5 separate regions of the Homo sapiens genome follow, and regions 2, 3, 4 and 5 are each linked to region 1. The links are chromatin contacts, found by Hi-C or POLR2A ChIA-PET in ENCODE. All regions are on one chromosome and are shown on one strand. Each heading gives the region's core, a stretch centred on a gene start or an enhancer-like site at or near the end of the contact. The rest is flanking DNA. Distances are from core to core; before and after follow the strand shown. Region 1 holds the start of FLJ38576 (a long non-coding RNA gene). Region 2 holds the start of IRF2 (interferon regulatory factor 2). Region 3 holds the start of ACSL1 (acyl-CoA synthetase long chain family member 1). Region 4 holds the start of CASP3 (caspase 3). Region 5 holds the start of LINC02427 (long intergenic non-protein coding RNA 2427).

What was found. A loop is a pair of places that touch in the nucleus more often than their neighbours do. ChIA-PET counts read pairs that join two places held with the same protein, here RNA polymerase II (POLR2A). Pooled maps may share reads with other maps.
Region 2: a loop to region 1 is called in a map of CD8-positive, alpha-beta T cell, with 7 times the contacts of the local background. The contact joins the promoter of IRF2 here to the promoter of FLJ38576 in region 1. A Hi-C loop is called at or near these places in 2 of 168 maps with a recorded cell type or tissue (CD8-positive, alpha-beta T cell and naive thymus-derived CD4-positive, alpha-beta T cell) and 11 of 50 pooled maps. POLR2A ChIA-PET finds 5 or more read pairs at or near these places in 1 of 52 experiments (activated B cell).
Region 3: a loop to region 1 is called in a map of ascending aorta, with 14 times the contacts of the local background. The contact joins the promoter of ACSL1 here to the promoter of FLJ38576 in region 1. A Hi-C loop is called at or near these places in 3 of 168 maps with a recorded cell type or tissue (CD8-positive, alpha-beta T cell, ascending aorta and endothelial cell of umbilical vein), 2 of 37 single-sample maps with no recorded cell type and 12 of 50 pooled maps.
Region 4: a loop to region 1 is called in a map of gastrocnemius medialis, with 7 times the contacts of the local background. The contact joins the promoter of CASP3 here to the promoter of FLJ38576 in region 1. A Hi-C loop is called at or near these places in 5 of 168 maps with a recorded cell type or tissue (CD8-positive, alpha-beta T cell, OCI-LY7, ascending aorta and 2 more) and 17 of 50 pooled maps.
Region 5: a map of CD4-positive, alpha-beta T cell shows a loop between it and region 1 (15-fold over the local background). The contact joins the promoter of LINC02427 here to the promoter of FLJ38576 in region 1. A Hi-C loop is called at or near these places in 5 of 168 maps with a recorded cell type or tissue (B cell, CD4-positive, alpha-beta T cell, CD4-positive, alpha-beta memory T cell and 2 more) and 11 of 50 pooled maps.

Annotation. Positions count from the first base shown.
Region 1 is chr4:186,189,950-186,195,116 of GRCh38, reverse strand. It overlaps FLJ38576 (a long non-coding RNA gene), which reads left to right and starts at 3,627. Exons shown (of 1, transcript NR_046264.1): 1 at 3,627-5,167. It overlaps CYP4V2 (cytochrome P450 family 4 subfamily V member 2), which reads right to left and starts at 3,550. Exons shown (of 11, transcript NM_207352.4): 1 at 3,080-3,550; 2 at 505-617. The coding sequence starts at 3,293. RefSeq lists a silencer at 3,224-3,753.
Region 2 is chr4:184,471,990-184,478,020 of GRCh38, reverse strand. It overlaps IRF2 (interferon regulatory factor 2), which reads left to right and starts at 3,471. Exons shown (of 9, transcript NM_002199.4): 1 at 3,471-3,642. It overlaps IRF2-DT (IRF2 divergent transcript), which reads right to left and starts at 3,219. Exons shown (of 1, transcript NR_186573.1): 1 at 717-3,219. RefSeq lists enhancers at 2,433-2,762, 3,113-3,302 and silencers at 3,333-3,452, 4,263-4,312, 4,393-5,082, 5,143-5,212.
Region 3 is chr4:184,822,883-184,828,101 of GRCh38, reverse strand. It overlaps ACSL1 (acyl-CoA synthetase long chain family member 1), which reads left to right and starts at 2,134. Exons shown (of 21, transcript NM_001995.5): 1 at 2,134-2,186. LOC105377587 (a long non-coding RNA gene) reads right to left here and starts at 1,931. Exons shown (of 3, transcript XR_939564.4): 1 at 1,131-1,931. RefSeq lists enhancers at 956-1,235, 1,406-1,455, 1,062-1,565, 2,816-2,885 and a silencer at 1,686-2,645.
Region 4 is chr4:184,645,006-184,651,008 of GRCh38, reverse strand. It overlaps CASP3 (caspase 3), which reads left to right and starts at 1,562. Exons shown (of 8, transcript NM_004346.4): 1 at 1,562-1,614; 2 at 2,378-2,544. It overlaps PRIMPOL (primase and DNA directed polymerase), which reads right to left and starts at 1,271. Exons shown (of 14, transcript NM_152683.4): 1 at 1,101-1,271. RefSeq lists silencers at 1,255-1,834, 1,845-2,054.
Region 5 is chr4:184,534,289-184,540,290 of GRCh38, reverse strand. LINC02427 (long intergenic non-protein coding RNA 2427) reads left to right here and starts at 2,708. Exons shown (of 3, transcript NR_147158.1): 1 at 2,708-2,789. RefSeq lists enhancers at 2,368-2,697, 2,768-2,977.

The sequences.
Region 1 (5,167 bases), core at 2,378-4,877:
CAACAAGTAAAAAGACTACAGCTTTTTGGAGGACTAATTTCAACAGCATGGGTTTGTAATATTTATCCCATAAATATCAAATTTGCATTGTCTTTTAAATTTGGACTAAGTTTATCATTGATATGAGACCCTGAGCAACTTGAGGGAAACATATTTTATTAGTCATATATTTTTGAAGTCTTAAAATAGCGTCTGGTGGATAACAAGTGCTTGCCTTGCGGAATAATTTATTTGTGTTTCTAAAAAACGATATCCTTTCAAAAAAAGAATAAATATAAAGGGACCTGATAGCAGTTGTGCACTTATATCTGGAGAATGTTAATCTCCCAGGATTCGGGCTATACCTGGAAAGCATTAAATTGCACCTATATAGTCTAAAATACTTAGTGGAATGTTTTTTGTGCTGAAATGGCTGAAATATAAGGACACGTTATATTGATTCTGGTGAGATTCTCACACTGTCAGATACACAGTACAATACTGATCATATTCACATGTACCCACCTCCACATTTTCTGCATTATAAAGGGCCACCATGGGCACTGGCCCGACCCAGAGCTTCAGCAGCGGCATGTGGCGGTATTCCTCTGTGTACTCAATGATCTGCTGAAAAAATTCTGGGGAAAAACATCAAATTTGAAATTCAATCAAGATGAGAAAGTTGTGACCAGTATTGGACAAAGGTTTGTTTTCTCATTTTGATGAATATACTAATTCTGTAATATGTTACTGTTAGAGGAAGCCAGGTAGAGAGCATGTGTGAACTGCCTGTAATACTGCAACTTTTCTGTAAGTCTAAAGTTTTTTTCAACATAGTATTTGCCACAGCAAATAAACACACATAATGCATGTTAGCTATTAGAGAATAATAATTATTAGGTTTTGATGTCCCAGAACGGGCATTCTTTCTAACGACTGCCCAGTATCACAGAGCTAGTAAATGGTGGAAACTGGCTTGTACCGAGCGAGACTCCAGAACTTCACCATAAACTATGCTGCTTCCAAATGTCTCTCAGATGAAGCAGTTGTCAAAATTGCTATGAAGGGAGCTGGGTGAAATCACCAGTGTCAATCATCCTGCGTCATGCAAATATACTGCCTGCCCTGGTCTGGTCTGACAGAGGGGACAGGGAGGTCTCAATCTGTGGTTCTAAGGCAGCAGGTCCAACAGCTGGGAGTAGCTGGGGAAGGCAGACTTTGTCACAATGGACTGGAAAATGCTAGATTAGAGTTTAGAGGCCAGTTGGAAGCCAACTGCAATCTTCAAGGTGAAATGGCTGAGGCCAGCGTTTGGACATTAGCCGCAAAATGAAACGCAACACCTCTTGTATGTGAAAGACAAGATTCTTGGGAACAACGACTGTATCTTAGAATATTCTGATATCCCCAACTTTGTTGAGGTCAACACTGGGCACAAAGCAGGGCCTTACTAAATGCTTGATTGACAACTAAAGAACTTACTCTAACTGACTTCTAGACAGTGATCTAGAAACTTTGCATGCAATAAATTTAATCCTTAAAGTGACTCTGTAATATAGTCACTTTAACAAGTAAAGGAGAAAGAAAACCCTCTAAGTTAAAGAGTTTTAAATAATTTCTCAAACAACTTGGATATAGTGTTGGAAATTGAACAGTGGTTTTCCTGATGCCAAAATCCAGAATTTGTTGGTGGAATAAAAAGTCCCTTTGTAAAAGACAGTATTCGTCATTGTCTTCACTCTGAAAGTGACTACAAGGAGAATTACTTTAAATAGTCCAGTCAGCTCACAGGTTGTTTTGAAACAGGTCTTTATTCACTAGAGATTTTAATTACTGGAATCCCCAAAACAGTATGATGAGACTTCAGTATATTACTTTCCAGGGGTAGGGGATAGGGGAAAATCTATATTTTTGTACAGTTTATTTTTTAATACCATAAAGCCTTAGGACAAAAGGGGTGGTTAGCTCTGCTTTTAGAATTAACTGAGATGATTTTTACCAGTGTGATTTTCATATCTGTGTTGGATTACTTGTTACATCAGTCATGATGATATTTGGTTGGCAAAGAGTTCGCTTGATTTTTTTCTGTCAAAGTATTTTTAATATTTTGGTAAACACTCTTCCATGAGGCCTCATCTTGTGAAGTTGAAATTACAGCATTATTTTTATTAGAGAAAACAAGTGAAAATGAGAAAAAGTCCTTCAAGCTTTGGAGTTAGTTAATGCTCAGCCTGTAAAACGATTACTAACAAATAATCCCAGAGGAAACTGGGTTCTGGTCTGGGCCAATTTTAAAATATGCCATTTTGGGCAAATCTTCTCATTTCTGGGTACCTCAACGTAATCCCTGATGAAAATAAAACTCTGAGATCGAGTTCGCCCTCCCTGACAGGGAGTTGTAAATACCAGGTACTTTTGAGAGCTTTCTAACTTAACGTGATTTTTTTCCATCAATAAAATGTCCATCTCTGTTTTAAAACATGATTTTAATTAAAAAATTCACTCTTTAATAAACAAGGCGTTTGACACCCTCCAAAGAAGTCTGCCTGAAGGCCCTGCCGTCTCTTAATTGTTATTATGTAACATCCTTTAAAGGGCTAAAGTATGAAGGTCAAGCGGGAACTGAAGCAGCAGTCAAGTCTTGTGATGCCGGGAGGAAGCGTCCAGTGAATCTCTAGTCTCTTATTTTCCAAAGTGGCAGCGAGAGGAGGGCGGCTCTGGGCGTTAAGGTGTTGGCCAGTTTAAAACCGCTCTGTGCTCCCAGGGAGCTTCTGTTCCTAAGGCTTCCCAAGCCAAGGCAGGAGGAAACGGCAGGGCTTTGAGAGCTGAGCAGCGGTGAGGTGGGAAAAGACCGAGGGCAGGGGTTTGGAAATACCGCATCCTGTGCTACACACAAAGAAAATGCTCACTTTGGGATGGGGCACTAGCAGTGTCGGCGGGTGCCAAGGGGCAACGACTAGAACTGGGAGTGCATTCTCCACAGGGTGACAGGCTCCTCTCTCCTGCGGCCAGCGCCACAAGCAGCGGGTTCCTGGCTGATCGGAGGGTGGGAACGGGGCTGCGGACCCCGTTGCGCTCCAGGAGGAGCGCCGGCCCTTACCTCGCCCGTCCGGCTTCATCAGCAGCGCGTGGCCCACCAGTGGGTAGGCGCGGGCCACCGTGGGGATGGGCCGCATCTGCTGCCATTTCCGCGCGTAGCTCGCCACCCTCTGCAGCAGGCTCAGGACCAGACTGGCGCCGGCCAGGGAAAGGGCACTCGCCGCGCCCCACAGCAGCAGCTTCTGCCACACGAGCCCCAGCCAGAGCCCCGCCATCGCCCCGGCTGGCGGCCGCGGGGTGCACTCCGGGAAAGTGCGGGCCCGCGGGGGCGTGGTGCGAGGCGGTGCCGGCCGCACACCGCCCACTTCCCCGCGCGGACCTGGCGCGCTCCCCGCTGCGGGGTCGCCCGGTCCCCGGAACGACGTTTCCCGCCCGGGCGGCGGCCAGAGAGGGCGCCACGGGGCTGTTCCTGCGCCCGGCCCGGCCTACGCAGCACCGCGGCCTCCACGCCCCAGCCGAAAGCGAAAGACCGGAAAACGGTTTCCGGGCCCCAGGGCGTAGTGATTGCACTGGAGGCCCGGAGGCTGCGCCGGGAGGAGGCCGGCGACACTTCCGGCCGCCTCCGGATGCGGGGTCAGGGGCGTCGGAAAGGTCACCGCGGCAGCCCGGCGCGCCCCAGCGGGGCTGTTCTGAGGGTGCTGCGAGGTTGCTCTACGTGCGGGATTCCGCGGGCGGGCAGCCTGCTCTGGAGAGGAAAGGAAGGCGCATCCGGCTCGGAGCCCAGCTCTGCTGCGCATCGCTCGCTCCCTGCGCAACTTGCAGCCCCGGGAGGCGGGGCGCGTCCTGGCTCCCGCGGGGTCACATGGAGCAGCGGGCGCTGTAATCCAGGGAGGCTTTGGGGACACGTTAGGGAAGTCAGCTACCCGTGTGTGTCCGCTGGCCCACTGGGACACTGGGAGCTCAATGAGGTGGTTATGAGCCAGGTATTTTCCAAAATACGCACCAGGCACCAGACCGAGGAAGCCGGAGCCCCGGAGAGCACGCAGGGGCGGGTGGGAGAGGAAGGCGGGCGAGGCTGCTCAGCGGGTGCCGGGAGACCGCAGCCGCGGGGTACTCGCAGAAGAGCCAAGACCTGCCACCCAGCCCGGGAAGGGAGGGAAGGGCCGCGAGAGGGTGCCCCATTTCAGCCTGGGGAGACGCGTGTGCTGGCCGCCAGTCTCTCTTCCCGGCAGAGGGCCCCAGTGCTGACCCCAGCCCCTTTTCCACGCTCGATGCTTCTTACAAAGTGGCCGGGCGAGGAGTGTCGCTCCCCGAGAGGCCAGGCCCTTCCTAAACACTAAAGTGCCAGGAAGATGAAACTGAATGTCCTGGATGCCCGCTTTGCTTAATTACTAATTACGTTCGTTCACTCGAAGCCACTGCATAAGTTGGCCACAGCCACCTGCAGGGCCTCTTTAGTGCAGAGAAAAACATGCCTAAGGCTTTTCTCCATTTGAATTTGTTTTAAGTCATCTGCATGGGCTGACGTGAAATAGCAAGTGAACAAAACAAGTTGCAGAACGGAGTGTGTAAAGTAATGCCTTCTTTTGGAGAAAAGGTTTCTTTCTCTACGGCTCCACTAATGTCTGCAAGTAAAAATACTGATCAGCTCTATGGAGTGGGAATGAAGATGGGGAACTTACGCTTTTTATTTCATTCACGTCTACATTGTTTAATCACTTTAACACTTTAAAAAATAAATATGTTCACTTAGTATCTTTAAGCAAGTCTCATGGGCTTTAGTTTCCTCCTCTCTAAAGGGTTGAGGCTGAGCTATAATAAGGTTAATTACAGCTATAAAAGTAAACAATTTGTCTACATACTGGGGATTCTAAAATAGGGGGAGGAAGGAAGGGGAGTAATGGTTGAAAAACTGTGTATTGGGTACTGTGTTCCCTATTCAGGTGAGGGGATCAATAGAAACTCAAACCTCAGCGTCAGGCAAATTTAACAAACCTGCACATGTGCTCTTGAATCTAAAATTAGAAAGAAAAAGGGTTTGTCTGTATCAGTCTCTGCTAACCTCTGTGGATAAAACCAGGCGGGTAACATACAACCCCTCCCCTCCAGAAGGAGAGAAGGGAGATTGCTCTGGGCAGCAGTGAGTCTC
Region 2 (6,031 bases), core at 2,222-4,721, 1.7 Mb after region 1:
GTCAGAGCTCAGAAGTTACAGATTTTGGAGTCATCAGCAAATAGTGATATCTGAAGCCCTGGGCGTGGAGGAGAACACCCAAAGATAAAGCATGTAGAATGAGAAAATAAGAGGGTTGAGGATAGAATGCCTGGAAACACCATAATTTAGGGGGCTGGCAGCAGACGAGGAACCGGCCAAGAACTAGAATAGGACAGCAGGCTGTCACATGGGCATCGTGGAGAGCAGCCTGCACAGTCAGCATTCTTAAATCCTACACACAGACAGAGGAGATGCGGATTGGAAACGGTCCCTTAGAAAGATCACTAGAAGGAAATACATAAAAATATCCACAGGTCTATTCCTGACTAGTGAGATGTCAGGTGGCTTATGTTCTTCTCTCACCATTCTTGCATCTTCCAAATTCTGTACAAGAAACATTAATTACATTTATATTAAAAAGCTATTAAAATATAAAACAAGGCTCTGATCAAGTCTAAAATATTTTATGAGAGCCTGATGAAAAGAGCAAGTAATTATTAATTCACAAGTATTTCAGTGCCTGTGTGCTGGGCACCATGCTAAAGATAAAACAATGAACAAGAGGACAGCTCTGTTGTTTGACAAAAAGGAGCGGAGGCTGGTTTGGCAAGGGAGGGATGTAGGGCTTGTGGGACACAATGGCAGGAGATGAGGCTGGAAAGGTCGTTTGGTGCCAGATTACAATGGACTTTATGTGTCTTGTCAAATAATATGGTCTTTATTCTGAAGGCTACAGAGAGGCTTTTGAGGGGGGCAGTGTTAGGTTTGGAATTGTGCTTTACCTGAAGTTAATTTTCGACTGGATTTTGGCAGTAGTGTGGCTGCTGGCCTGGGGGAGTCCAAGCAGGAGACCAGGAGCACAGGCAGCAGGCAAGTGCAGTAACTGAATGAAGGCAGTGCCCTGAGCACGGGCCAGGCCCAGAGATATTTAGGGGTAGCGTCAATAGGATATGACTGATTGGATGTATGTTGCACGAAGTAGGGCATTAAGAAAAAAAAGGAACAACAAACTTCTTCCTGCTTATCAAAGACCATAATGAGGGCAATGGCCTTTCCTGAAACACGTTCCTTGGGAAGTCAAGCATGAGCATCACAATAGTTTGGAAGCTATCTGCACCCAGCAAGTGAGTTTCCAGTTAGCCTCACGCATGGCAATAGGTGCTTAGGATGCAGGATGCAGGTTCGTGGCCCCGGCCCTGTCTGGCTCCCCTGAAATCACACCACAGAGGCAGCTGCCTTTCGTAAACACAAGGCAGGCAGTGTTAGCTGGTCCAACTAGACCTCATTCTTTCTTTCACCTGGGGCCTGTGCACGGAGGCTGCTGACATGAGTGGACTCCCACGTGTGTGGTGAACGAGAAGTTCAAAGTGACACTTTGCATTCTTCCCTTCTTCTCCACTCTCCTCTTCCCGCTCCAGGAAAAATAAAGGAAGATGATTGTTTTGGTACAGGAAAAAAAAAATGAATACTAGGTTTTTAACTTGTGTCCCGGGTTGGGTAAAGAATGACAACTATTCTATAGTTTGTATAGACTTTCCCTTAGTGGTCATTGCTATATGACATAAGAAAGTCAGTGCCTGGGCCAGGCACTGTCACAGGCCTGTAGTCCCAGCTACTTGGGAGGTTGAAGCAGGAGGATCGCTTAAGGCCAGGAGTTCAAGGTTACAGTAAGCTATGATAGCACAACCTGAGTGACAGAGCAAGACCCTCTCTTTTTTTTTTTTTTTTTTTTTTGAGACAGAGTTTCGCTCTTGTTGCCCAGGCTGGAGTGCAATGGCACAATCTCGGCTCACCACAACCTGCGCCTCCTGGGTTCAAGCAATTCTCCTGCCTCAGCCTCCCAAGTAGCTGGGATTAGAGGCATGCGCCACCAAACCTGGCTAATTTTGTATTTTTAGTAGAGATGGAGTTTCTCCATGTTGGTCAGGCTGGTCACAAACTCCCGACCTCAGGTGATCCTCCTGCCTTGGCCTCCCAAAATGCTGGGATTACAGGCATGAGCCACTGCACCCGGCCTACCCTGTCTCTTAAAAAAAAAAAAAAGTGAGTATTATAATAGAGGGGATAAGGAATAATGTGTATGTGAGGTCTATTTCTGAGACCAGAGCCACAAAACAGAATCCTGCACCTTAGCCATTTTCTTACCACACGCGTTTTCTTGGATACTTCCATTTTTCCAGTCTATATAATTCAATACTTCTGTGACAGAGAGGTGTTGGAGTTTTTTGTTTTGCTTTTGTTTTTTCGCAACTCTTTACATACAAACAGCTATGGTCTCCCAGGAAGGAACTTCCTCTGTTGAGTACAGAAGTCTGGGAAAAGACTGGTGAAATTGCATGCGAGGAAGAAACAGGTCTAACTAAATGTGAATCTATACTTTTAAAGCAAGGGACCACAAAGGGTAGGTCCCAAGGAAGTTGCATTGCTTGCTGCACTTGTCACACGGGCTGTACTTTCTTCTCTCATTTATTTCCATTTACAGCGTTGAAAACTGAGGCCTTAGGCTTTGGTTGAAAACCGAGGCCAAGGGTGACCAGCCAGTGAGTTAAGGAGGCCCCAGCCGAACTTTGCTGGAAGTGCTCCAGCATAAAGCCTCTCTCCAGAACCAGCCGCCACTGAGACGTCTTGAAGTCAAAGTAACTCACACCCTTGTCCACCTCGCCCTGCGGTGAAGAAACTTCGGTCGCACAGGCTCCAGAACTCATCTTGGCGTGGGCTGTGACTTACTGGGGGATGGGCCTCCTTTTCGTTCTAGCTCCTAAATGGAGCGGAGCGCCAGGTGGTGTCAGAGGGGGCGGCGGCCCCTCCAATGGTGGCACCCTCAGCCACGGATAAGGTTCCAATTAGGTAAGGACGCAAGTAATGCTGTCGTTTCGGCTGACTGCTCCTTTCATTCCTTGGAGGTGGTCGGTGTCACAAAACGAATTTTCATTTACTCTCAACAGTCACACCAGCCCTGCTAACTGGATGGTCGCAGCCCCGTGCCTTCGCCGGACGCCCTCCTGGAACCTTCAGGCCACCCTGAGGATGGAGACTCGGGTGCCCGCTCTCCTCCCCTACCGCCGCGGGCCTGCGCCCCCCGCCCCGGACCCCGACTCGGACGTTCTAGCCGCACGTGCGGGCGCCCCTGGGTGCGAGCCGCGGACTCACGAGCCGCTGCTTGTTGCTCCCGCCGCCGCGACCTGGGGAAGCGAAAATGAAATTGACTTTTCCGAGAAATGATGAAAGCGGCGCTGCCCGCCAATGAGCTGCTGCGGCGAACTTCCGCACCTCCCGGCCGGGCCGCTCGCGCCCTCCCTCCGCCTCCACCTCCCGGTTGCACAAGCTTGAAACAAACACTGGGGAGGAAGGGCGGAGGGAGGAGGGCGGAGAGGGGAGGCGAGGGAGGGAGCGCGGCCGGAGGAGGGCGGGGGGTGGGGGGATTTCCAGCCGCGGCTCTTCGCAGTTTCCTCTCCTTGTTTTGCTTTCGATCTGGACTGTTCTCAGGCAAGCCGGGGAGTAACTTTTAGTTTTGCTCCTGCGATTATTCAACTGACGGGCTTTCATTTCCATTTCACATACCCTAGCAACACTTATACCTTGCGGAATTGTATTGGTAGCGTGAAAAAAGCACACTGAGAGGTAACATTTTTCAAATAATAGTTGTGACTGTGTGTGTTTCTCTCGAGGGCATGTTTCTGGGGACTGTGGGGGGCCGTGTGTGTATGCGTGTCCTGATGCCTTGACACGATGTTTTGCAGACGGAAAATGCCGGGGTTCATAAATATTAATACTGATTTTTGGAGGAACAGTCGGCGCAATTATGGATCATCTGATTTTAGGGGAAGCAGGTTCTGCTGCTGTTGCTGCTGCTACTGGGGCTGCTGAGGCTGCGAGGAGGAGGAGGAGGAGGAGGTAGAGAGGGAGGAGGAGGAGGAGGTTGGTGGAGGTTTAATTTCACTTTTGGATTTGCAGATGCGGAGAGGTGGCTCCATGGACACAGACCTGCTGTGTGTGCTTCTGCGCCCCAGGTGTTGTGTGTGGGGGTGCAGGTCAGCTGGAGTCGGGCCTCATTTAAAACAAAATTGTGTGTATGTGCGTGTTTGTGTGTGCGCGCGTGTGTGTGTGTGCAGCCACCGCCGCCACCGGATCCGAAGGAGGGGAGCGGGTCCTTCTCGGTGCCCGCGGCGGCGCCTCTCCAGGCTGCCTCCAGCGTAAATAAGCAGGCACCGCTCCCCGGCCGGGAGGAGCGCCTCCAGCCACGGCCAGAGGAAACTTGCTGGGGCGCCCCGCGGCGGTCCAGGGGCTCGCCTGCCTGCCGGGCTCGGGGTCGGGTCGCGGGCGTCGGGTGCCAGCGGCCGGGGCGGGAGGGCGGGCTCGGAGCCGGGCCGGGCGCCGGGCCTGGCCGACGCGCCCTGCTTCCTGGGGGCTGGGCCGCCGCCGCCGCCGCTCAGAAGGGACGCCGCGTCCTCCTTCCCGCCGGCCAGCGCCCGGTCGGGCCCTGGGGCTTTGTCATTGCACTTGTCCCAGCGCGCCAGGGGCTCGGGCGGCGCGTCCCAGGAAGGCACCGTGCCGAGGGGTCAGCCGCCCGGGCCGCGGCCTAGCGCCGTGCGCCCCCGGGTCCCCGCAGGCGCCCCCGGCCGGCCTCGCGCGCTGGGCCTGACCCGCCTCGGCTACGGAGCGGGCGAGGTGGGGGCGGGGAGCCTCCGGGGACCGAGCGGCGCAGTGGGGGCCGGCGTCCCCTCGGGGTCCCGGGGCGCGGGCCGCGGCGGGGTGGGGACGCGAGTGCCCGCCCCGTGCCCTCCGACCCGGCTCCGGGCGCCGGGTGACATTCGCCCGCTGGCCGAACATGGTTGGTGCAAAGCCGCGGCGGCCGCCACTTCCTTTCCGCCTCGCCGGTAGGGCTCGCCCACCGAGTGAAGCCGGCCGCGGCCAATCGCGGCGCCCGCCTGCTCCCAGTGGCACGGCCTGGGGGCCGGCGTCCGCCGGGGCTGGGGAAGCCGTTCCAAGTTCCAAGGGTCGCGGGTGTAACTCATGCCCCTCCCAGCACGCGCCGGCGTCTCCCCTTGGCCCCCGGTCTGGGTGCGTTTGCCACCCTCTCCTCCTTGTTCCCTAAGAAGCGGGGGAGGGGAAGGAGGCGGGCAGCCTGGGCAGGGCGCCAGAGCCGTGGTCGGGCACCAGGTGAAACGCCCGGGTCAGTCTGTGTAGGCCGGACCCTTGGCGCTCGGCTGCGGATGTGATCCCGGGGACTGGCGGCCGAGGTAGCTCAGAAGAGCGAGGTGGCTTTCGCTCGTTTCTGACCCGCTACTGTCTGAAACTTGGGGACATATTGCCCGCCCCCTCCCTCTTCAACCTCCTCCCTCCGGTTGCTCCTTGTCCTTGGTTATGGAAGGAAAAAACTCAGTTGTTCTAAATGAGGAAAAGTGGTGCTGGCATTCGTCTTCAGCCACCGGCCTCCTTATGGCTGTGACTCGGTCTGCTTTTGATGAATGGCCAGGAGGTATGGAGGATAGTTAGATTTCCTGTTGTGGATTTTCAGGCATCACCGAGACTGCTGTCAAGCCTGCAGTCATTTACTAGTTTTCATATCGACTGCAGGTTCTCTTTGAGCAGTTCAGTTTTTGGTGCTTAAGGGCAGGTGCACAACGGGGTCTGGGGTTAGACCAGGCGGTGGATAGTCTTGATGCTAGGCAGATGCAGTTATCCCTACCAGGCCCAGAGGGTGACTCTGTTTAACTTCACCACGCACGCAGATTCAGGATTCTCTGATTTCCCCAACTTTCCTTTATTCTTCTTTTAGTGGGAGAAGGGGCAAAAGTAGAAACCTAAAAAATCCTGGGAAAAGGAGCCTTTTCTGAGGAAACTTCAGCAGATGAAATATTTAAGACTTGAACTGGGATCTCTAGGGGGAACGTTGGAACATCTATTGATTGATGTGTCAAAGTCCGGAATTTCACTGTAATTAGTGAACGATTATAACTTGTAACTTTGTCTGTTATGTAAGAAATTACATTTTGGTCTCTTAGATCCA
Region 3 (5,219 bases), core at 885-3,384, 1.4 Mb after region 1:
CTGGAATGCAGTGGCGTGATCTTGGCTCATTGCAACCTCCACCTCCCTGGGTTCAAACAATTCTTCTGCCTCAGCCTCCCGAGTAGCTGGGACTACAGGTACGCACCACCATGCCCCGCTAATTTTTTTATTTTTAGTAGAGACAGGGTTTCACCATGTTGGCCAGGCTGGTCTTGAACTCCTGACCTCAGTTGATCTGCCTGCCTCGGCCTCCCAAAGTGCTGGGATTACAGGCATGAACCACCGTGCCTGGGCATTCAGGTATCTTAGAATGGGACCTTACTTGGACATTACCTCATGATTACAGAGGTCATCAAGTTAAAATGAGGCAATTCGGGTGGGCCCTAGTCCAGTATGACTGGTGTCCTTATAGAAAGAAGGGATTTGCACACACACACCACAGGGAAGATGGTGTGAGGAGACATAGGGAGAAGATGGGCATCTGCAAGTCAGAGTGGCCGGGCACACATGCTCTTTCATGGGCCTCGGAAGCAGCCAGCCCTCCCACGCCGTGATTTTGTACTTCTAGTCTCCAGAACCAGGACAGACCATACATTTCGGTTGTTGAAGCCACTTAGTGTGTGGTACTTCGTTCCAGCAGCCCTTGAAAACAATAGACCACAGAACTTGGGAGGTGCCTGCAGAGGTTCTGGGGCTGAGGGACCGGTTGGAGAAGAGGAAAAAGGAGAGGCAAAGATGACAAAATCACGGATGGGGAGGCGAGATCTGGACAGAAAAACCAGGGATTAGCCAAGCGGGAACCAGTGAAAACGAACGTGGAGTCCATTTTTTCTAGATCTGGAAGATGGAGATCTAAAAGGACTGAGCTGCTAGAGAGGTTGCTGGTGTGTGCGTTGTCCTCACCCCACTGCACCACTGCGCCCAGCACACTGTGGGAGACACCCAGGGAAAGTCCTTCAGTTATTTGTGGGAGTGAACTGCAGTGTGGCTGAGGCCTGGAGCGAACCACGGTCAGTTTCCCCTGCCTGCAGCCCAGGCATAGCCCTGCGTTGGTTGTGCCCACACTCTGGGGGCAGCCTGAGTGCCAAGTGTGGTACTGCTCTCACTAGCATTTAACCTCTGTGCCCCAGCTTCCTCTTCTGTGAAAGGACAGTAATGACAGTACCTACCTCACTGGGTTATGAAGATTAAATAGAATAATGTGTACGCAGTGTTTGTAGCAATGCCTGGCATCAAGCACTGGGTAAACAGTATCTATTATTATCAAAGGCCTTTACGACAACAATCATTCTTCAAACGGCCCTCCAGCGAACGCTGGGCGCAAACTCCACGGTAACGGGGACCAATGTTGTTAGAGGTTGAGGTTCCTGGTAGGTCCCAGGTGCTAAAAGGAAGAGCAGCCTTTGGGATGTGAGCCCGAAAACCATCGTGTTGGCTTCTGAAGCCCCAAGATGGGCATGGCAGGGACGCGGAAGCCCTCAGAACCGCGGAAGCCCTCAGAACCGCACAGCAGGTGGCCGCCGTGGTGCAGCGCGCAGTCGGCCCTCAGCTCCCCTGCACCGGCGCGAGCTGCGGGCGCTGCCCACGTCAGGCTCTGCAGACACCAGACAGAAAAGGTCTTCCGGCCAGGGAGCGTGGGGGAAACCCTGTGGGGCCGCGCCCGTCAGTGTCAAGGAAAAACGGAGAGGAAGGCCCTTGCCTCCAGGGCCCTCGCAGCAGAATTCTGCCCGGCCTGCCAGGAGGCCAGCGGGGCACGGGCTGAGGGTGCAGGATCCGGAGGGCGCCGCCCGCCCCTCGGGCATCGCGGGGCCCAGGGTCCGCGGGGCCTCTGAGCTGAGGCGGTCCAATGTACCCTTTGTCCTTCCTCAGATTCATTATGAAATCCGAGGCAGTCTGGGCGACTCCAGCGGCGTTCGCCCGCCGCAGCCTCTCGACCGCCGGCCACCCGCCAGCCACGCGCGCCCAGACAGGAGGGCGGCCGGGCGCTCGGCGGGGCGGGGCCTGCCGGGGGCGGGGCCTGCGGGCGGGGCGGGGCCGCGGGAGGGCGGGGCCGGCGCGGCGAGCGCACCAGCAGCATCCTGGCTCAGCCGCGGCGGTGGCGGGGGCGCAACCAGCGGGCCGAGGCGGCGGCGCCAGCGGCGCCTTAAATAGCATCCAGAGCCGGCGCGGGGCAGGGAGTGGGCTGCAGTGACAGCCGGCGGCGGAGCGGCCGGTCCACGGAGGAGGTGAGTGCGCCCGCCGTGCGGAGCCGCGCCTGCTCCCGCGGCGGTGCCCGGGCCCCGGCCGAGGCGCCGGCTGACGTTGCCCTTCAGGGCCGAGCCCGGAGCAGCGGCCGCCGCGGAGGCGCGTGAGCCACCCCAGGCTCGTGGGGCCGCGCCGCCTTTCCGGCCTCCTGCCCGCGGCCCCGCTTCCCTCGGCAGCCGGAGGCCTCCGGGGTGCCCGTGCTGCCGCAGCTTCCTGTGTCTGAGTCGCGGGCGGCGCGGGCGCGGGGCTGGTGCGCGGCCGGGGATGCGCGCGGGACCGACCCTTGTGTGTGCGGCGGCGGGGACCGGCCCGGCGAAGCAGCCGGAGGCCGCGCTTCGGCTGGGAGGAGGTGGCCCAGCTGGGCCGCTGACGTTGCCCTCGTCCGCGGCCCCCGCCTGCCCAGAGGCCGGGCTCGCGGGCGTTCGGACCGCGCGTGGGGCGAGACTGCACTCGCGCCCGCTGAGATGCCGGCCCCACGCAGCGCGGCGGCACGAGGCCCACAGGCAGCTCAGAGGCCGCTGCCAGAGGCAGACATTCTCTCGGTGACTCCAGAGGAGTGCCCGTGGCCCTTGCACTTGGCCGTGGAGTCATTGATCTAAGGAGTGCTGGCATTTTTTGAAATTGAGAAGCAAAGATGATGTCTGTCACCTGGCAGCGTAGACGGAGAGTGGCGGTAGATGACTTGAATGGACACGTGGATTCGAGTCTGGGGACAGGCGTTCCCCCAGTCGGTGCGTTGTGAGAGTGTGGAAACCCCTTCCCCACTCAGTCCAATTTCAAGGTTATGGAGCATAATTAAGAGTGACCATTCTAAAAGCGTTCTCTAGTGCCCTGGCTAAGACTTTTAAGCTTCTTGGTGCAGGAGTGTCTAAAGTCCCGCGACTCTCACTGCCCTGTCTTTTATTTTCTTGACCTTTGATTAGCGTTGAGAGAAACTGGTTAAATCTTGCAGTTTCTGCCACCCATTTCACAACTTAACCTGTGATTGTCCCAAAGAAAACAATTATTGGCTTCTTGCTAGCAAAAAAATCAAAGGCTTCCGGTTGATTGTTTCTTTCTTTTTTTTCTTTTTTCAAGTGGACGTGGAAGGTTAGGCTGGCTAAAACTTAAAGTTTGAGTTGTAGGTCTGTGCTGGGTAGGCTTGAGAAGATGGAGCTTTTTAAGGAACCATTGCTCGCCATCAGATTGGAGCCAGACAGTGCAGTGTGATATAGTGGAAAAGGACCAGGTCTTGGGAGACTTACTTTCTTGTTCTGACTCAACTCGGAAAACACCTCCCTAGTCTGAGGCCCCCCTCCTTATATTTGTGAACAAACTGCATTAGACTAAAATCTTTCACGAGTCCAAATTCTGCGACTAGAAAAATAAACTTGTTAGCCGCACACCTTATACCTCTCCCCTTTAAAACAGACATATTAAAGACTTCTGTTTTCTGAATTTACTGTAAACAGAATACTTAAAAAAAAATTACCCAGACAGGCGTGGTGGCTCACTGTAATCCCAGCACTTTGGGAGACCGAGGCGGGCAGATCATTTGAGGTCAGGAGTTCGAGACCAGCCTGACCAACATGGAGAAACCCTATCTCTACTAAAAATACAAATAATTAGCCAGGCGTGGTGGCATGCATCTCTAGTCCCAGCTACTCGAGAGGCTGAGCCAGGAGAATCGCTTGAACTCAGGAGGCAGAAGTTGTGATGAGCTGAGATCCCGCCACTGCACTCCAGACTGGGCAACAGAGCAGGACTCTGTAAAAAACAAAACAAAACAAAAAATTACCCTTCCCCACAATTATAAGCATTTTGGCATATTTCCTTCCTGTCTCTGTTGTTCCTATTTTGGCAGTATTTTTATTGTTATCGCAGGCAGCCTGACTGAAAAGAAATCTGGGCTTCTAAGTTTTTGGTATTTAGGAGGTAGATACAAGTGACCCATGCATGTAGGGTTAGGTATCTATTTATACCATGCAGGTAGAGTTTTCATAGCCACCTCTACTTTTGGGTGAAGTTTAGGCTAACTGAAAGTGTACCAGCATGCATGGTGTATGCAGAAAAATGAACGTAATTCAGATTATGTGATAGTTTTCTCTTGTTGCCATTATATATAACCCAGGGCTTACCACAAACTGAAATTTCTTATGCATTGACATTTAGCATTTGATGTAAAATGACTATCTCAGAGTTGCTGCCACAAACACTGGTAAAACTGTCCCTACTTTCTAGCATGCTTAATGTCTAGGTCTTGCTACATCTTTTTTGATGTAACTGTTTTGTGGAAAATGGTTGTGTGTTTGGGGAGGCTTTTGAGAAAAGATAAGGTTGTCTTGTCATTATAACTGGGTATTTCTCCTCTCTCCCTTCCAGTTTCACTTGTCTGGAAATAGCAAGACTATAGGAGTAGTAATTTCTAGATATTTATAGTCAGTAACCTTAGAGGAATGTTTAGTTTTTAAGATCAATTGAATTTATTGTGTAAGTTTGCCATTTAAAACAGGTGCCCATTTGTGTTTACTGTCTCTTGTAACCAAACTCTGTTCAATTAGAATCCATTAGTAATGTTTTGTGGAGAGTCTTGTTTGGATGATGCAGTGCATGAGGCTCCTGTACTACAAAATAGAAAAGAAGTTCCTCTAAGGCAGCTCAAAGCTGTTGATATCCTGAAGCCTTTTTAGGCCTCCCTCTCTGACAGGCGGTGATCTGACAGGAGGTAGATAAAGGTGCCGGAGTTTTTAGTGAAGGTTGGCAGTCCAACTTGGTAGTCAGACAAACACATGATGGTCAAAAGTGCCTTTGACACTGGGGCCTGGAGAAGAATTCTCAGTGGCCAGAGCTGATCTGAAGCTGCAGGCAGTTGAGTTTGAGTTTCAACATGTTGGTACTTCAAGGGGCTTCTGAAAAGTTTTAAAGGAGCACAAGCCCTGAAGGAGTAGCTGAACTTAGTGAACTGGAGAAGGCAGGGGCAGTTTTACCAGGGTTTGTGGCAGCGACTCTAAGATTGTCATTTTACATCAAATGCT
Region 4 (6,003 bases), core at 313-2,812, 1.5 Mb after region 1:
CTTAACCTCTTTAAACTCGGCCTTAACCTCTTTAAACCTTATCCTCTTTAAATTGGAATTCCTATCCCGAGGGATTGTTGAAAGGCTGAAACAAACAAATGTATTATGAAAATGTAAAAGCATGCAATAAACTCAGCAAGGGGTAACCATATATAAAACTAAGTATATTTCTGTGCAGAATATAGTCCCTATAGTCGAATAGGCGCAAGTGTTAGAAACAGGCTCTGCCATGGGGTCCCTGAATCTGACTTCTGAATGTCAAGAACTTTTTGAAATCTGATGCAGAATGTCGTGCTCACATGTGTTGGTGAATTCTTCTGCGAAAATGATTCACAGTTTGCTTCAGGGTCTGAAATGAGTTCACGACCCAAAATAGGAAGGGGATCGGTAGGGCAGTGTATATAGCACACCATTGACGTAACCATTAATAACTCCATCTTAGGAGAAGACCCCATTTTTACATTTCATAAGGCATTTGCCAACAAGCATACTATACTTTAATAAACAAATAAAAAAATAGTCCGCATCCAGCCAGGTAAGGACACAAACAAGCACTCTCTTCCATTACCAGTTCTCACCACAGGACTCTGTGACTATAAAAGATGGGGCCTTCGGCAGCTCCCAACAGCCGGCTTAATTGACGCCGTCTTTGCAGAAGGACCTCTCGGCCCAAACCAGGCTTCTTTTCCTCTTCTTCACTCCCTCTGGATTGGTTCGTTAATCTCTTTGCCCCATCTCTTTTTCCTCATGATGTTAAATGCTACTTTGTTGTGGGATGCTTAACTTGTAACATTTATATGTGGATTAAGTACACTACTATGATGCGTGAGCGGCTTGAGCCTGTGTGTCAGGCTCTGACTACCCAGTGACCAGCAAGTGCTGAGAACTGCCTCCTTGGGAACTCCACGCAGCTCGTGGCTTTTGTGATCGAAAGAGCGTCCACAGCAGCCTGACATGGTGGAAAACACAGCATGCGTGGACCTGGTTATTTCTAGCCTGGCACCCTGATGACAGGAGGTTAAGGCTTTTGATTTAGGGAGAGAGACCTGAGGGTAACCCAAAGAAAGGCCTCAGGTCATCGCAGAGGAGACAGAAATTACCGGTGGGCGTCCCGGCCTGCTCCTCTTCTTCCCAGAGCTCAAACTGGGCAGCAGGCCTGGCTTTGTCTCCCTTCTAGGTACCCGTTGGGCCTGGCGCGGTTTCCAAGTCTCCCTCAATTTCCCTCCAGAATCCCGCGCTGGGAGCGGAAGCCCGCGGACTCTCAGGAAGACCTAGATTTCAAATCCGGGGCGGGGGAGCCGGGCCGAGCCTCAGGGCGGGACCAAAGCGGGAGGACTGGCGCGGGACGCGAGGGCGGGACCAGGGCGTGAGGACGCGGGGCGCGGGGGCGGGGCGCGCTGCGGTGGGCGGGCGCCTCCTGGGGCCCAGCCTGGGGCTGGGTTCTCGGGCGGGCGGGAGCTAGGGGACGGGCCGCAGCGGAGGCGGCGCGAGGGGCCGACAGGGGCGGGCGGGAGGCGGGGCTGGCGCTGGAGCACATCTCCCGGCGGCGGGCCGCGGAAGCAGTGCAGACGCGGCTCCTAGCGGATGGGTGCTATTGTGAGGCGGTTGTAGAAGGTATGAGGAGGCTGTGCGGTGACTGCCGCCCTCGCTCCGGGCCGTCAGCCCTGCCCCCGCTCCCTGCGTTCTCCCAGGCCCTGCGCCCGCCCGGGTACCTGCCCGGTCTGGAAGGCGGAGTGTTTGTTTTGCCACCTCGCCCGGGCGGGGGCGAGCAGTGAAGCCCGCGGAGCGAGAGACTTGGCCCGGAGGCGGGAGCCTGGGCCGGGGCCGGGGAAGCCAGGCAGCGGGTTAAGGCTTTTGATTTAGGGAGAGGGACCTGGGGGTAACCTAAGGAAAGGCCTCAGGTCATCGGAGGGGAGACCTGGCCCGGGGGCGGGAGGCTGGGCTGGGACCGGGGAGGCCGGGCAGCGCGAGGCCGGGCCGGGGAGGCCAGGCAGCGGGAGGCCTGGCCAGGGGAACCGAGCCCGGGGCCGGGAGGTCGGGCACGGGGCACCGAGCTCCGAGGGCGGGAGACCTGGCGGCCGGCCGAGTGCCGGAAGGCCGGGTCAGGCGGCGGAAGGCAGCGGCAAGCTGGGAAACGGACGGCGCTACCGCCGGCGGAGGAGTGGCCCCGGGAAGCGGTGCTGCGAGGGCTGGGGCGGCCGGGTGCTGACTGTGAGATACTCGCCCTGGGGGCTGATCCTTCCAATTTTGGACGAGGCTTCCGTCTCTGCTGCCTTCCATGCCTGGGGCCTGGATTATCCCGGGTTGACAATGTGGTTTAGCTCTTCCAGAGAGATAGTTGCAGGGTTTAAACTCCAATTCCTTTTCGGCCCTGCAGAGTTTCGTGAGTGCTCGCAGCTCATACCTGTGGCTGTGTATCCGTGGCCACAGCTGGTTGGCGTCGCCTTGAAATCCCAGGCCGTGAGGAGTTAGCGAGCCCTGCTCACACTCGGCGCTCTGGTTTTCGGTGGGTGTGCCCTGCACCTGCCTCTTCCCCCATTCTCAGTAAGTGGCACCCAAGCAGGAAACCGGAAAACATCGTTCGCAGCCCCCTCTCGCCCACCCACTTCTTTTCCTGCTTAGTCGCCAAGCCTTGTCGACCTTGTAAATGTCTGCCAGATCTGTCCGCGTCTCTCTATCTCTGATTTCAGCCGTCTGACCACAGCAGCCTCTTCCCTGGTCTCTCCACTTCCAGACCCGCCTGCTCCTTTGCAGTCCACTTTTTACAGCACAGGCAGAGGGATCTTTATGAAATGAAAGTCTAGAAAGCTCGTCCTTTGCCCTTAGGTTAAACCCAGCACTTAATATGGCTAACAAACCCCTGCGTGTGTTGGGTCCTGAGTGCCCCCACCCCTCCTTATCTTTAGCACCGGTTCGATTTCTGCACGGCAATGCTGACCTTCATACCTAGTGTCTGCCTGCAACACCTCTGCACTCCCTTTCTCCCGCCATCACATTTGATTAGAAGAGCTGCTACTTAAATTTCTGTTTTCATTAAACAGTTTAAGGTTAAATCTTCCTATGCTGTGTTCTTTCTGCAGCCAGCATTCCCTAAGAGAGATGTGTCATATCCTTTGCAGTTGCTTGTTTACTATCTTCCCTGCTAGATTTGCAAGCAAACTCCAGGAGGGACGGACTTGGTTTATCTTGGTATCCTTAGTGTCTTGCCCCAAATGCGGGGCCTGGCATAACACAGTGAATGCCCATCCATTGTATTTTTACTTTTATGCCCTATCTAGAAAAAGTAGACCTGGTTTAGGATTATTCAGCAAATAATAATTAGAAAAGAAATGGTAGAGGTGACATACGGAGTCACTGAAACGATGTAAACCTGCAAGATAGCTGAAAGAGGGCCAGGCAAGGTGGTTAGACCAGACTGTATCAAAATGGGCTCAGCCACTGTGAATGTGCGTGCTGTGGTTACATAATCTCTAAAAATGAAATATAAAGCTTAAATCATCTCTATCACAGCCCGATGCTTGGACTTTGGTTTTGCTTTGCCTTTTTGCAAAAGAAGGTTTTTGAAAGTGAAAATTATTTTAGTGAATGGATGAACAGTTTATTGGAGTATGGCAATAAAACCTGTTCAAAGTAAGAGACATTAGACATTGTACCTAGTTAAATCAGATTTGCTTTTGCTATCCTGAATAAAGGCCTTGCCTCTTGCCATTTGAAGAGACTGGCATCTGATATAGGCAATTATAATGCTTCTTTACTGTTTTGTTTTCAAACCTCGTTTAACACAATCTCCTACTGCTTCATCCCCCTACAAAGCAGTCTTTATTTTGATGAATGATATATTACATTGCTTCTGGTGCCTACTATTAGATCTTTAAGCTCTGCCCCAAAGATAAGAAGCACTGGTGTTTGGGCCTAAACAAAGATGGGAGAATTCTTAGATTTATATAATATTCTTTCTCTGCATGTTTTGTTCTTACCTTCACATGTTGCCTGTAGAGCTTCTTTGCATTACAATAATGAAATCAAGCTACCTGATATGTATTGGACACGGTCTGGCATCTGCCTTGTTGAGCCACTTTTGAATACCAGTGAGCATCGGTATAAGCCCTGAATAGAGATAGGGTTTGTCTCTTCCACTGCTTGATACACTCAGGGTCTAGTATAGTACTCTGCACACAGTTGGTGTTCAGTAAATTGTTATGGTGCAAATATCAAATGAATAAATGCTACTGAATCTGAGTTTTGGCAGTTTCAGTCTTCCTGACAGCAGGATTTCTTCAAGCGGTTTTAAACTTGAATCTGATTCTGCAAAGTAGTCATCCTTGGTGGGAGTGCTGAGGCTTTAAAGTCATCTGTAATTTTTATAAAAAGGCATCCGAGATCCTCCATTTTACACTTATATCATACAAATCATTTAGATCTGTGAAGGCTTTCCCATTTTCTCCTTTTGTCCTTCCAAAAACACCATCTTAGGACTTCACCTGGCACAGGGAAGACAGATCGTTTGCACATACTAAGTGCCCTTCTTTCTAACTTGTGTCATAAACTCAGAGGCTTTGAATAGTGGAGAGTGCTCTGTACTGTCTTCCTGGTCACGTGGCCCTTGCCAGAGGAAAGGAAAGGATGGTTTGTTTGTATAGTACAATGGAACTTATTTCAATGTATTCTGTATTTGATTTTACATTCCTGTTCTCATATTTTTACCTTAATTACATAACAAATATTAAAAGATTGACTTCACCAGGCCCAGTTACAATCGCCAGTTTGATAATTCTTATACGTACTCAAATGAATTCAGAGACCAGATGGGAAAAGATTTTGATAAAACCTCTGGTACATCACAACTGAAGTCTTTTCTTGTCCAAACTATTGTGAAACAGATGTTCTTTCTGTTTCATTTGCTAAATCTGGAAACGTGACTGCTTTTGAGACTTTGTCCTCTCTGACAGGTAATAAATATAATCCTGATATTTTTCAAGTTGTTTGACAGAAGTGTAATCTCCCCAGAAGTCCTGCTGGACAGGCTTCACTTTTCCTTTGGAGGAACACAGAGATACAGGGAATATGTTTTAATGACATATACCTAACGCTGAACATGAAACCAGTTATTTTACTTTTATTATTATTATTTTTAGAAACAGCCTTGCTGTGTCACCCAAGCTCAAGTGCAGTGGTGCGATCATAGCTCACTGCAGCCTCCAATTCCTATGCTCAAGTAATCCTCTTGCCTCAGCCTCCTGAGTAGCTGGGACTACAGGTGTGTGCCACCATGCCAGGCTACTTGTTTTTACTTTGTTATAGAGATGGGGTCTCTCTGTGTTGCCCAGACTGGTCTTGAACACATGATCTCAACCATTCCTCCCACCTTGGCCTCCCAAAGTGCTGGGATTACAGGCGCGAGCCACTGTGTCTGGCCTATTTCACTTTAGAAGTAAATTGAATGCCACATGCGAAGTTTGTTAAATTTTTTTAAAAAAGGAAAGAAAACACAAAAGTAAACTACCTAGTCGCATCAGAAATGCCATAGTCATTTTTGCCATTTTTTCATTCATTAGAATTCAGTGCATTATGTTATTTTGTTATCTCTGCAGTAACTTTCTATCATGTTATTTATTTTCTTTGTCTTATTTAAAGCTTCTGAGATTATGGATTTTTGTTTCCTTCCCTGAAGTTAAGTGTTATCATTCCTATATAGTACTAAGCTGTCTACAGAATAGTGGGAGTCTGCCCTCTTGAGTTGGGAAGATCCTAGTTTGAATCTTGGCTGTGCGACTTTAAAGTTCATTAACTTCTCTTAGCCTCAGTCACCTGAACTCTGCAGTGGGGATCCTTATGCCTCAGAGTGTCATTGGGAGGACTCACGAAAATACGCTTGTACTTTGAGTTCAGTACCTAGCCTGTATGAGCCAGCATTAAGAGGGACAGTCATCACGCAGCGCTTTGCACACAGCTCTCACGCCACATCCTTTGGCTACTGTTTTGGTAAATCTTTACTAGTAAATG
Region 5 (6,002 bases), core at 1,459-3,958, 1.7 Mb after region 1:
AAGTTCTCTGATTAAGAACCTCATCTTTTGGCTCCAACTATATATTCCTTGATTGTAGATTTAAATTCCCAGGTGGTTGTCTCACTAGAATCCACTCCTCCCCTCCCCTAAAAGGAGCTGATTAATTAGGTGAAAGCACAGTCCCAATAACTAATTTAACTATGTTCTATTTAAGTAGCAGGCTTTCTCTCTTGTGAGATCCTGCTATTTGATGTAAAGAAAAAAGGCCTTCTTGTCAAAATTTATCAAGACTTTATATATACCGTATAATCTTCAACCTCCTAGTTCTGCTCTGATATGTATTATTTCTTTCCTTCTTCTAATTTTGGGTGTGATTTATTCTTGCTGTTCTAGTTCCTTGAGGTGCATCATTAAGTTGTATATTTGACATACTTTTCTATTTTTTTGATGCAGGCATTTATTGCTATAAACTTCCCTCTTAGCATTGCTTTTGCTGTATCCCACAGGTTTTTGTATGTTGTTTATATTTTCATTTCTTTCAAGAAATTTTTGAATTTTTTTCTTAATGGTTGTTCTGAAGCAGGCTGTTCGAGCTCCCTGTATCTGTACAGTTTCTGAAGTTTCTCTTTTTATTGATTTCTAGTTTGACTCCATTGTAGTCTGATAAGATACTTGATATGATTTTGATTTAAAAAATTTGTTGAGCTGGTCATGGTGACTCATGCCTGTAATCCCATCAATTTGGGAAGCTGAGGCAGGCAGATTGCTTGAGCCCAGAAGTTGGAGACCAGCCTGGGCAACATGGTGAAACCCCATCTCTACAAAACTACAAAAAATTAGCCAGGCATGGTGGTGTGTGCCTGTAGTCCCAGCTATTAGGGAGACTGAGATGGGAGGATCACCTTAACCCGGGGAGGTTGAGGCTGCAATGAGCCATGAGTGCTATTGCACTCCAGTTCTGAGAGACAGAGTGAGACCCTGTCTCAAAAAACAAAAACACAGAGACATATACATAAATACTCTGCAGAATCTATGTATGTATGTATGCATTTCCCTGCAGAGGACAAAGGGCTACATAAGGGACACTACTTGTAAAGTTTTTGTTTTTTGCATGTGTGTTTTTTGGGGATGGAGATTTTTTGAGACTGGCTATCTGGCCAACTTCAAAATTCCACAAGAATGAAGATTGGGTGGCAGGCATTTGACTTGCACAGTTATGCATTTTATTTGGTCACCCAGGTCTTCCACACAACCCATTTCATTAGTCATTAGTCAAATTCAATTTTCTTTTTTTTTTTTTTTTTTTTAGACAGAGTCTCACTCTGTCACCCAGGCTGGTGTGCAGTGGCACAGTTTCAGCTCACTGCAACCTCTGCCTCTCAGGCTTAAGCGATTCTTCTGCCTTATTCTCCCGAGTAGCTGGGACTACAGGTGCGTGCCACCACGCCCAGGTAATTTTTGTATTTTTAGTAGAGACGGGGTTTCACCATGTTGGCCAGGATGGTCTTGAACTCTTGACCTTGTGATCCGCCCGGCTCGGCCTCCCAAAGTGCTGGGATTACAGGTATGAGCAATCGTGCACGGCCATAATTTTTTTGGTTTTCTTTTCTTTTCTAGAAAGAAACAGGGAGGAAGGAAGGAAGGAAGAGAGGAAGGATCTGAAGTAAATATGATAAAACTTTGTCGTAGATACCAAGGTGTTTAAAAATTGCTCTATGTGTTTTTCTTTATACTTATTTCAAACCAAAAAATTATTTCATCTTTGTAAACAATGAGGAAAATACACATAAGTTTTATAAAATGCAACACTCTCATCCAAAGAAGACTAATTTTAACATTTTGATGTATATGAGTCCAGACTGTGCCATACGTTCATTTGCCTACAAGTCCTAATATATAATATGCGTTGGTGCTTTTTGTTGTTGTTTTTTTTGGGGGGATAGTTTTTGAAGAAGCCAAAAATTTTTTAAAAAGTTCTATTTATAAGGTAGATGACTCTGAGGTTTGTTCTTTCTCTGAGTCTGCGTCGGCTCGCCTTCCTTGATTCTACGACGTTTTGTCACAGTTCCACAGTCCCGTTTGTAGATCGTGTGGGTTATTCTTCACCCCACTCTGTCCACTTGGGGGCTATCTCAGTCCATTTCAGATCTGAGACTGGACGGAGGCCGACACCCGTTTCCAAGCCAAGTCTTCCTGTGCGGCCGACATTCATCAGATCACCCTCCCTCTGTGAAACGAGGTCTCCTAACGGCACCCCCTGACTTTTTTTCGACACCCTCATACATTTGGCCCTCGGTATCCACAGTGTTCCCCACCGATGGATTCAATCAACCAGGAATCGAAAATATCCTTTAATAAATTGCATCTGTACTGAACACGTACAGACTTTTCCTTACCATTATTCCCTAAACAACACAGTATAACAATTATTTACATTGCATTAGGTATTAGAAATAATCCAGAGAAGATTTAAAGTACACGGAGGATGTGCGTAGGCGATATGCAAATATTACGCCATTTTATATCAGGGACTTGAGCATTCCGGATTTGGTATCAGCACAGGTCCTGGAACCAATTCCCCAAGGATGTGGAAGGAGGACTGTATCATTCAGGAAAAAGTACAATCCTCTGCGGTGCTGCCCCCAGCTCCCCGCCTTCACCACTGCGCCTGCGCCTCCGAGAACGGACTACAACTCCCAGGATGCACCGCGCCCGCCACCGCCCTGGCAGCCCGACTTCCTGCTGGAGGTTTCCTGTGGCTTGGGGCTCCGCCCGGTATGGGGAAAGTTTAAGGCGGAAGAGCCCTCGTTTGTCGGCTGCTTGGGAAGGTATTGGGAACAGCTTATGTTTTTCTTTCACAAAAAAGCAGCAGGCACCACAGAGAGAGACGGCTGTCTAGTTTTTTGTTGGGCACAGATCTTGCTTCTCTGAACCGGGAGAGAGGTGTTTGCCCCTCGCTGCGGGGGCCCAGCACAGGTGGTTCCTGCTGGCTGTTGTCCTTGGTCACATCGTCCTTGGAGTTGTAGGAATCCCTCCCAGACTGTGGGATAGGCTGACAATCTTGGATATTATTGTAGTGGTGAATGTTTTCTCTTTAAGGGATTTCAGTGGGAAATTTAGAGGAACGTAGAGGAGGCTGTTGGGTATTTTACCCTGCGTGCTTCCTTTAGAGATTGTTCTGAGCTGTGTACTTTGTAATCCTTGGGCCCGGGATTCTTATCATGTTCTTTTCACTGGTTTTGGTTAATGTGTTTGTTCTGAAGACAGTAGCCTGGGGGAATGAGACATCTCCTTAAGGCGCCGCTTGACTGACAGACACCCTTAATGTATGTAATTCATGGAAAACTACAGTCCCCACCTCACCCCCCTAAAAAAGCAAAACATCTGAGTTAGGGGGTGTGTCAGATTGAAATGGTTGAAGAGTGAATGGTGGCTGGAAGGTGAGCAGTTAGAAGTGATTGCAAATTCCTTTCCAGTATATTGTCAAGAAGGATAGGATGGTGGCCTGACACCCAGCTCTGCTATTTATTCTGTTATCTCTTACAGGTTAGTCTCCCTCTTTGAGTCTTAGTTTCTTGTCTGTAAAATAAGGGTGATATTACCGGTCCTCCCTGCTTGTCAGTTTTTGTGAAGGCAGTTCAAAATAAAGTATGTCAACATAGTTCCTAAACCCCACAGTCTCCCAAAAGTGAGTGAGTTGGTAATCAGTAGAGTGTCCAGTGTAATACAAGGCCAGGGCCGCTAGAAATGCCGTTCAAAGCAGACCGCATCTACAAAATACCTTCACAGTAACAGCTAGATTAGTGTTTGATTAAATAATTTAATTAAATAATAATAATTAATAATAGCCTAGCCAAGTTGACACATAAAACTAACCCTCATACCCCAGAAAGTCTTTGCTCAAATATTATGTTTTCCTAACATTTAAAATTGCAGTCCTACACACGTGTACATCTTCCCTAATATTCTCTCTTCCCGTTCCCCTAGCCTGCTTTCCTTTAGCATTTATTATCTTTGAGCCATCCCTGTATTTCTTATCTCTATCTTTATTGTCTTTTTGCCTTCTCTGGAATGTTAGCTCCACGTGGGCGGGGCATTTTTGTCAATGTTGTGAACCGATGAATCCTCAGCACCCAGCACAGCATCTAGCACACAGTGGGCTCCTAAGAAACCTTTGCAAATCACCGAATGAAGCATTAATGTGAGCACTCAGTAAATATTTTTTCAAATGAATTTAGAGCTGGAGTTCATCATGAGATATTCCTGAACAGCCTCAGTAGGAGAGAAGTAGGAAAAGGGTAGAAGCATGGCAGATTATAGGAAAAAAGAGAAAATTTTCAGAGTTTGACATCTAAGAAGTCGAAGATTTAGTGAAGAAGGAGCACAGACTTGGGTGTTAAGTTCCCTTTACCCCTTAGCTGTGTAACTTTGGACAGGTTGTCTAATCTCCTTGAACCTCAGTTTCTTCGTCTGTAAACTGGAAATAGTAATACTTATCATGTAGGGTTGTACCAGTGGTGACAAGTTGATGCGTTTAATGGGCTTAGCATAGGACCTGGCCCACAGTGAGTGTTTATTAAGAGGTGTCTGTTGCCATCACCACCATCATCATCATCATTATTCAATATCAAAGTGGGGAAATTTATAAGAAATCATTGAAGTGTACTAAAAGTAAAATTTTGGGATTTCAGTCTAGCCTGTGAAGTTGGGATGTTAAAAATCTGAAACAATGTTAACACACAAGTTTGGTTTGTACAGAGTGTCAGGGCATAGTCACTTTTGTGCCAGGTCCTTTTATTTTGTTTCAAAACAGAATGAAAATCTTTTCAGCATATATAGCCCATAAAACACAGTAATTGACATCAAATCCTTCAGTTTGCCCCAAGCTGCCACTTAAAGTGCAGAGTTAGTTGGTTCCAGGTCAGAGGTGCCATTCATTTATTTTCAACTGATACATGAGACAAAAAGTGCAGTCTTCACTGCTGATGTTCTGCTCACCAGGATTCTTTTGTTATCTCCTGAGGTTGTTGCTTTGGACAACAAGAGAGATGTTAGGTTCCAGCAAAGCTCCATAAAGACACTGACTCAACTCCACCATAAGTATAACCTGTCACCATAAGTAAAACTGAAAGGATACACCTTATCACCATACTATATATATATACTGTATACTATAGTATATACCTTATCACCATAAGTATAGCTGAAAGGTTTCCTGAAAGATCCAAAGGAATATACACTCACAGAACCCTCGATATGTCGCGTTGCTTGCATATCAATATCATTTCTGGTGTTCTAACAGAACTTTTAGGATTGGTCCCCTCTGATAAATGGTAATTTTCCTGATATGTGGGTTGCGTGTTTATCTGAGAAATGCTAATTCTGGAAAAGTGTGAACCTGGTCATTCTCCATGGCATTATGCCCAGTTTTAACTTCTTGAGAGGAGACATTTGTAGTTAGGAAGAAAAGTAGATTTAATGTAGAGGAAAGATGAAGGCCGGATGTTTGAGGTTTTTCTTCTGGTCTTTCTGTTTCCTGTAGTATCTGAATATAGCTAGTTACAATATTTCATGTCTATTTAAGAAGTGGGCAGATTGTGAAAAAATAGCTGCAGTGTTCTGAGTTATGATCTTGTTTCTTGGTTTCTGTTTTGCTCTGTTGTTATGAGAAATAAATGGGAGGGAGAGCCATAGTTTAAGAATGATAGATTCTTCCAGCAGTTCTTTTTTGACTCAAGGCCATTTCCTCACAGAGGGCTGTGGAATGTGTAGTAACATTCTTCAGAGTGTCATTCAATTCAGGATGGATGGACTTTAGTAGAGAACAGCAGTCACTGTGAACTTACTTCAGGATTACAAGATATTTTCTTACCTAAATGTTAGAGATGGAATCATGAAAGTACCACTGTTCTGTGCTCTGTTTCCCGAATGGAAAAAATACTGATTTAAATTGAATTAGTCTTTGTTCTTCTGTGTATTTATTAGGCATGCTTATAATAAAGAATTAAAACAATACTTTCAAATTTATTATTTATTTATTT